2 separate regions of the Mus musculus genome follow, and region 2 is linked to region 1. A link is a loop called in an ENCODE intact Hi-C map of the cell type or tissue named here. Cell type or tissue: gastrocnemius. All regions are shown on one strand. Each heading gives the region's core, and the rest is flanking DNA. Links, peaks and the distances in the headings are about the cores only.

Region 1 (2,930 bases), core at 330-2,829:
ATGTCTAAGGACAGTCCTTCAAAGGAACAGTGTTTTCTCTTAACTTGAATTGTATATGCATAAAAAATTGCAAATTTTGTTAATTAGCAGTTTCTAAAAAAAGGAACAATTTCAAGCAATTGTAAACCCTGAGATTATACACACACACATGCATGTGTATATATATATATATATATATATATATATATATATATATATATATATATATATATCATGGCTATCATTATACAAATTAAAGCTTGATTTTTCTCTCTTCCATACAAGGGCAGTTTTTAAATACAATAGTTGTATTCTTTATAAGATGCATGCATAAATTTACACAAAATACAAAAGCATGTGCAGACCCAAATTTAACAACTTATTTTTGGATAATGATTTTCAATTTTGCCTACAAATTTTTCTATGTAGTAGGCCAAATATCAGTATTCTGCAATAACCAATTTAATTGCTGCTTGAAACAAGGAATAGATGCCTCATCAGACTTTTAAGACATTCTTTCCAAAATACCTTCATGATTCTATCCTATAATTCTTTATTAACACTATAACAGCTTCATAATAGGATGTTAAAACTTTTCTTGGAGATGAAGAGAGATGAATCCATATTAATGCTCTCTTTTGCCAAAGAATTGCTGTGGGCACATTGAGTAACAATAACTAGAATATGCAGTTAAGGATTGATTACAGAAGCTGCCTCTACTTTCTGCTCTCTCACCAGTTAGCTTTGCATCTCCCTTGATAACATCCAACAAAGACTTAAGTTCTCCTGTGGTAAGATTAAGGTGAGGTCTTAGACAACTAACATCTCCTGGAAACTTTTGAAAATAATTTGAAGTGAGCCAATCATCTTTTCTTTCTTGAATTTTTTGAGCCACAATTTTTTTAGGATACAACCAAGGCACCAAATATTGAAAGAGATATCCCCTCTGAATCTTTTCTGTAGCAACAACTACTCCACCAAACTTTAAACTCATTGTATAAGAGCAAAGGTTTGTAGAAAGTTTCCTTTTAGAGGCCTTAGCTAATAAAATACTTTCAATATAATAGAAAATATACACTGAAAGATTCAAAATTCCTAGCTTCTTGTATTGTAGCAGAGACAAATATATATATATATATATATATATATATATATATATATATATATATATATATATAATGTAAGGCTATTAGCCATTTCTAGAGGCAAAGCCTTTTAGTTATTACAAGGTCACTAGAATCACACCCTTTACAATTATCAGGATGGAAAGGAAAAAACAACCTTCCAAATCCATAATAATTCTATATGGAGTAGGCAGACCAGACTATAATGCCTTTAGAAGTTCCATAGCCTCCTTGTCCTTTCATAAATCTTAAGTTTAAACTTTATTTTGAACAACACCTGGATAGATCTATAATGATGTTGTTTTGGCTTAAAAATAATTCCCAGGAGACAAGCAGAGGCAAGGTCACAAAAAAATTCCCAATGCAGGGTTTGCAAAACAGAAGAAAGCCAAACAAGCCTAGTTGAGGCTACTCTGAGCTTTGCATTAACTCAAATGTAAATATTTCTTAACCTGAGCATACTCCTGAGTCCTGGTCCAAAGAATATCCCTCCTGCAGTGAGGACAGATTGCAGGGGAGAAATTCTACTGTCTGTCTTTTGCTTTGTATGGGCATATGACAGCAGTGAGCTGCTTTAGTGTTCTCATAAGACAAAAGGAACAAAAAGAACCCCTGCTTGAGAATCTCCAACAATTCTACTAGCTGTTTTTAGTAGCATATCCACAAAGTCCTGAAAATGTTCATCAGGGGCCTGTTTGATACCCAATAAATTTCCACTGAGATCTCCTTTCCACTCATGGGGATTTAAACTTTGCTTCTAACACTGTATTCAATAAAGCTTGTGTAAGGGGGCGGGGGTAGCAGGCCCATACTGGCCTCAGCTGTTTTTAACTCTATTACCTTGTAATCATCCTAATTACAGTATATGGATGAGTTAAGAATCCTGAGTTGTGATCAAACTATAAACTGCAGCCAATGGAAAACTGGCAATTTAACCCTATTTTTAAGTTTATTTTGCAATACTAGAGAATATAACCATAAATTTTGGAAAGCAAAGCTCAAATTTAAACAATCTATTCTCTTTAAAAATCTATACCAAAAGCATCACTTTCATGTTCCAAAGTTTGGCTGCCAATTCTTATGTATGAATGCATGACAGTGCAACTTTTAGGGCTTTATTAAAGAGACATTGTTTTAAATCTTATCCCTTATAAGGCAAGTATCTAGAATAAAAATTACATAAAATATCATCCCAATTTAGAAGTATCTTTAGAGGCCTGGTTTTCCTGGGCTGGTTCATGCCACATGTTGTTGTTTAAAATGACTCCAACCCTGAGTTACCAATTGTCTTAGTCAGGGTTTCTATTCCTGCACAAACATCATGACCAAGAAGCAAGTTGGGGAGGAAAGGGTTTATTCAGCTTACACTTCCACACTGCTGTTCATCACCGAGGAAGTCAGGACTGGAACTCAAGCAGGTCAGGAAACAGGAGCTGATTCAGAGGCCATGGAGGGATGTTCTTTACTGGCTTGCTTCCCCTGGCTTGCTCAGCCTGCTCTCTTATAGAACCCAAGAGTACCAGCCCAGAGATGGTCCCACCCACAAGGAGACCTCCCCACTTGACCACTAATTGAGAAAATGCCTTACAGCTGGATCTCATGGAGGCATTTCCACAACTGAAGATCCTTTCTCTATGATAACTCCAGCCTGTGTCAAGTTGAAACAAAATTAGCCAGTATACTAGTTTTAAGCAAACTTTCTTGTTGCCAATTTTAACCCTTTTTAATCATACCCAATAACTTATAAGCTAATACTGTATGACCAAGACATGCAAAGCATATTTCTAACGTTAAGACCAGTTAGAAACCAAGTAAATTGGCTACACA
Region 2 (2,930 bases), core at 321-2,820, 190 kb before region 1:
TCATAGTGACCATATTTGTGCTAGTCAGAAGTTGGAAACAACCCAGATGTCCCACAACAGAAGAACAGATACAGAAAATATGGTTCATTTACACAATGGAATACTACTCAGCTACTAAGAATGAGGACATCTGAGCTTTGCCGGCAAATGGATGGAACTAGAAAATATTATCCTGAATGAAGTAACTCAGACCCAAAGGACAGGCATGGTATGTACTCACTAATAAGTAGATATTAGTCAAAAAAGTATGGATACAATCCTCAAACCACAAGAATATAAATAAGCCTAAGGGCCCAATTGAGGATGCCTTAGTCCCACCTGGAAGGGAGAGGAAAGCAATCATGGGTGGAGGGGAGAGGGAGGGACCTGAGTGGGAGAAGGGAAAAGGGGAACATGATCAGGTATGAAAAACGGTCAGAGGGTGTAAGTTGGGGGATAAGGACTGGACTGTATAAAAAGATTAAAAAAAAAAAGATCCATAAACAGAGAATCCAAATACAAAGTAACAAATGAAATGATAATAAAAAACACACTAAAAATCTTTTCACATATAAATTATCTGAATAGTGAGATTTGATTGTTGGACTAGGCAATATATGATGCTTTTCTTTTTTTGTTTTTGTTTTATTTGTTTTTTGTTGTTATTGTTGTTGTTGTTGTATGAGACAGGGTTTCTCTGTATAGCCCTTGCTGTACTGGAAAGCACGATGTAGACCAGGCTGGCCTTGAACTCAGAAATTCGCTTGCCTCTGCCTCTCAAATGCTGGGATTAAAAGCATGTGCCACCACACCAGGCTAATGATTCTTTATAGGAATGATTTAAATATGTCCATCGTAAATATATAGTCCATATACAATAATAATTAATTGAGGTAAAATAGACAATTTCTGTGCTTATACATCTAAATTTAGCATGTACTCACTGAAAATTCACACATGTTGAATGCAACATGTAAGAAATAAAGAAAGCTAACAAATAAAATGTTTTTTCTCATATGGAGATATTCTATTACACTATATATTTACATTTGAAAATAATCATTTGGAAAATCTTTTCTCAATTCTTACATAAATATTATGTTTATACATTTACATTTTAATAAATGAATGAATATCTTTAGTTGTAAAGTGATTCATTTCAACTTAGTAGCAATTGTTCCAGTAATCTGGTGAATATTTGTTGAAAATTTCCACCATATTTCTTTATTATATTCACCCAAACTGTATCATTTCATTTTATTAAAAATGCTTCTCTTATCACTTTGGTAGTGAGCTATCACTCAACAAATGAATCATCTCTCGAATGACCATGAGCTCTACACTGACTGGATGGCCAGGAACTGAAGATTGGATAGTTCAGACACCTAAAATGGGTGTCCTGTCAAGTTGTCATCAGGCAGGCTTTTTCTGGCAGCTGATGGGAGCATAAGAGAGAGTCTCAATTGGAGATTTTCATTGGGTACCTTCCCTTGGAGATCAGGGAATTCTACAGAAGATGGCTGGTGAACGGAATTTTGGGAGTCAGAGGGCATGGAGGACACCAGGAGAACTAGCCCACTGAATCAAATAAGCACAGTTCATATGGGCTCACAGAGAATTAAGCAGCAAAGAAGAGGAAGGTATGAATCTGCACAAGGTCTTCTGTGTATGTTATAGCTGTTAGCATGGTGTTTTTGTGATATTCCTAACAGTGGGAGTAGTTGTACATCTGACTATTTCACCTGCTCTTGGGACTCTTTTACTCCTGTTAGGCTGCTTTGTCCAGCCTCAATATGAGAGGATTTTTAACGTGTCTTATTGTATCTTGTGTTGTCATGCTTGGCTATTGTCTCTTGGAGGACTATGATTTTCTAAAGGAAAGCAGACGGCAGGGGATTTGGGTGAGAGGTGCAGTTTGTGAAAGCTGAAAGAAGTGGAAAGGGAAAAAACTGACCAATTATAAAAAATAAAGTTAAAAAAAATCAACACCCTTAGTCATTAAAGAAATGCAAATCAAAACAACCCCGAGATTCTACCTTACACCAACCAGAATGGCTTCTCAAATCATTCAAGTGACATTACATGCTGGCCAGGATATGGAGAAAGGGGAACACCTCTCCATTGTTAGTGCGATTGTAAATTTATACAACAACTCTGGAAAACAATCTGGCAGTTCCTCAGAAAATTGGAAATCGTTTTACCTGAAGACCCAGTTATACCACTCTTGTGCACATACCCAAAAGATGCTCTACCATACCACAAGGAAAAGTGCTCCACTATATTCATAATAGCCAGAAGCTGAAAACAACCCAGATGTCCCTTACCCGAAGAATGGATACAGAAAATGTGGTTCATTTACACAATGGAATGATATTTAGCTATTCATAACTAGGATATCATGAATTTTCAAGCAAATTGGTGAAACTAGAAAAAAAATCATCTTGACTAAGGTAACCTAGACCCAAAAGGACATTAATGGTATATACTCACTGATAAGTGGCTATTAGCCCAAATGAACAGAGTACCCATGATACACCCCACAGATCCTAAGAAGTTAAACAAGAAGGAAGGCCCAAGTGAGGATGCTTCAGTCCCACTTAGAATGTGAAATAAAATAATCATGGGAGATAGAAGCTGGGTGTTATCTGGGTGAGAGAGGGGACAGGAAGAGAAAAGGGGGCAGAGGCAGGATCAGGTATGGGGTAAAACATAAGAGAAGCTCAGAAGGCCGGGAAAATAAATGGAACCCTGAAGCTGCCAGGCACAAGGCATCAGGGGATCCTCCTTAAAGTCCCAGAGACCCAGGATCTGGGAGGCTCCCAGGTCTCAATGTGGGTGACCATAAGCAATAACCTCAACAGTTGGAAAAGGGAATCTGAGGAAAACACCTCCAATAGTTCAACTGGACGCCCAGTGGAGGGATGTAATATCAACCCACCTTCAGATTTTTT

What was found. Hi-C counts contacts between places; a loop is a spot of excess contacts. Peaks named below come from ENCODE experiments on the same cell type or tissue, not always from the same donor. Only the 100,000 strongest peaks of a DNase experiment are listed, where the experiment ranks them.
Region 2: a loop joins it to region 1, with 3 times the contacts of the local background. A loop is called at or near these places in 9 of 42 quality-filtered maps.

What each region holds. Positions count from the first base shown.
Region 1 is chr1:140,068,065-140,070,994 of GRCm38, forward strand. No RefSeq gene overlaps it. Among named protein-coding and RNA genes, the nearest start is that of Gm26048, 66 kb to the left of the region's middle. In gastrocnemius, for the core only: no CTCF peak of the experiment used is centred there; a DNase peak (open chromatin) is centred at 1,612.
Region 2 is chr1:139,873,432-139,876,361 of GRCm38, forward strand. No RefSeq gene overlaps it. Among named protein-coding and RNA genes, the nearest start is that of Cfhr2, 16 kb to the left of the region's middle. In gastrocnemius, for the core only: no CTCF peak of the experiment used is centred there; no DNase peak of the experiment used is centred there.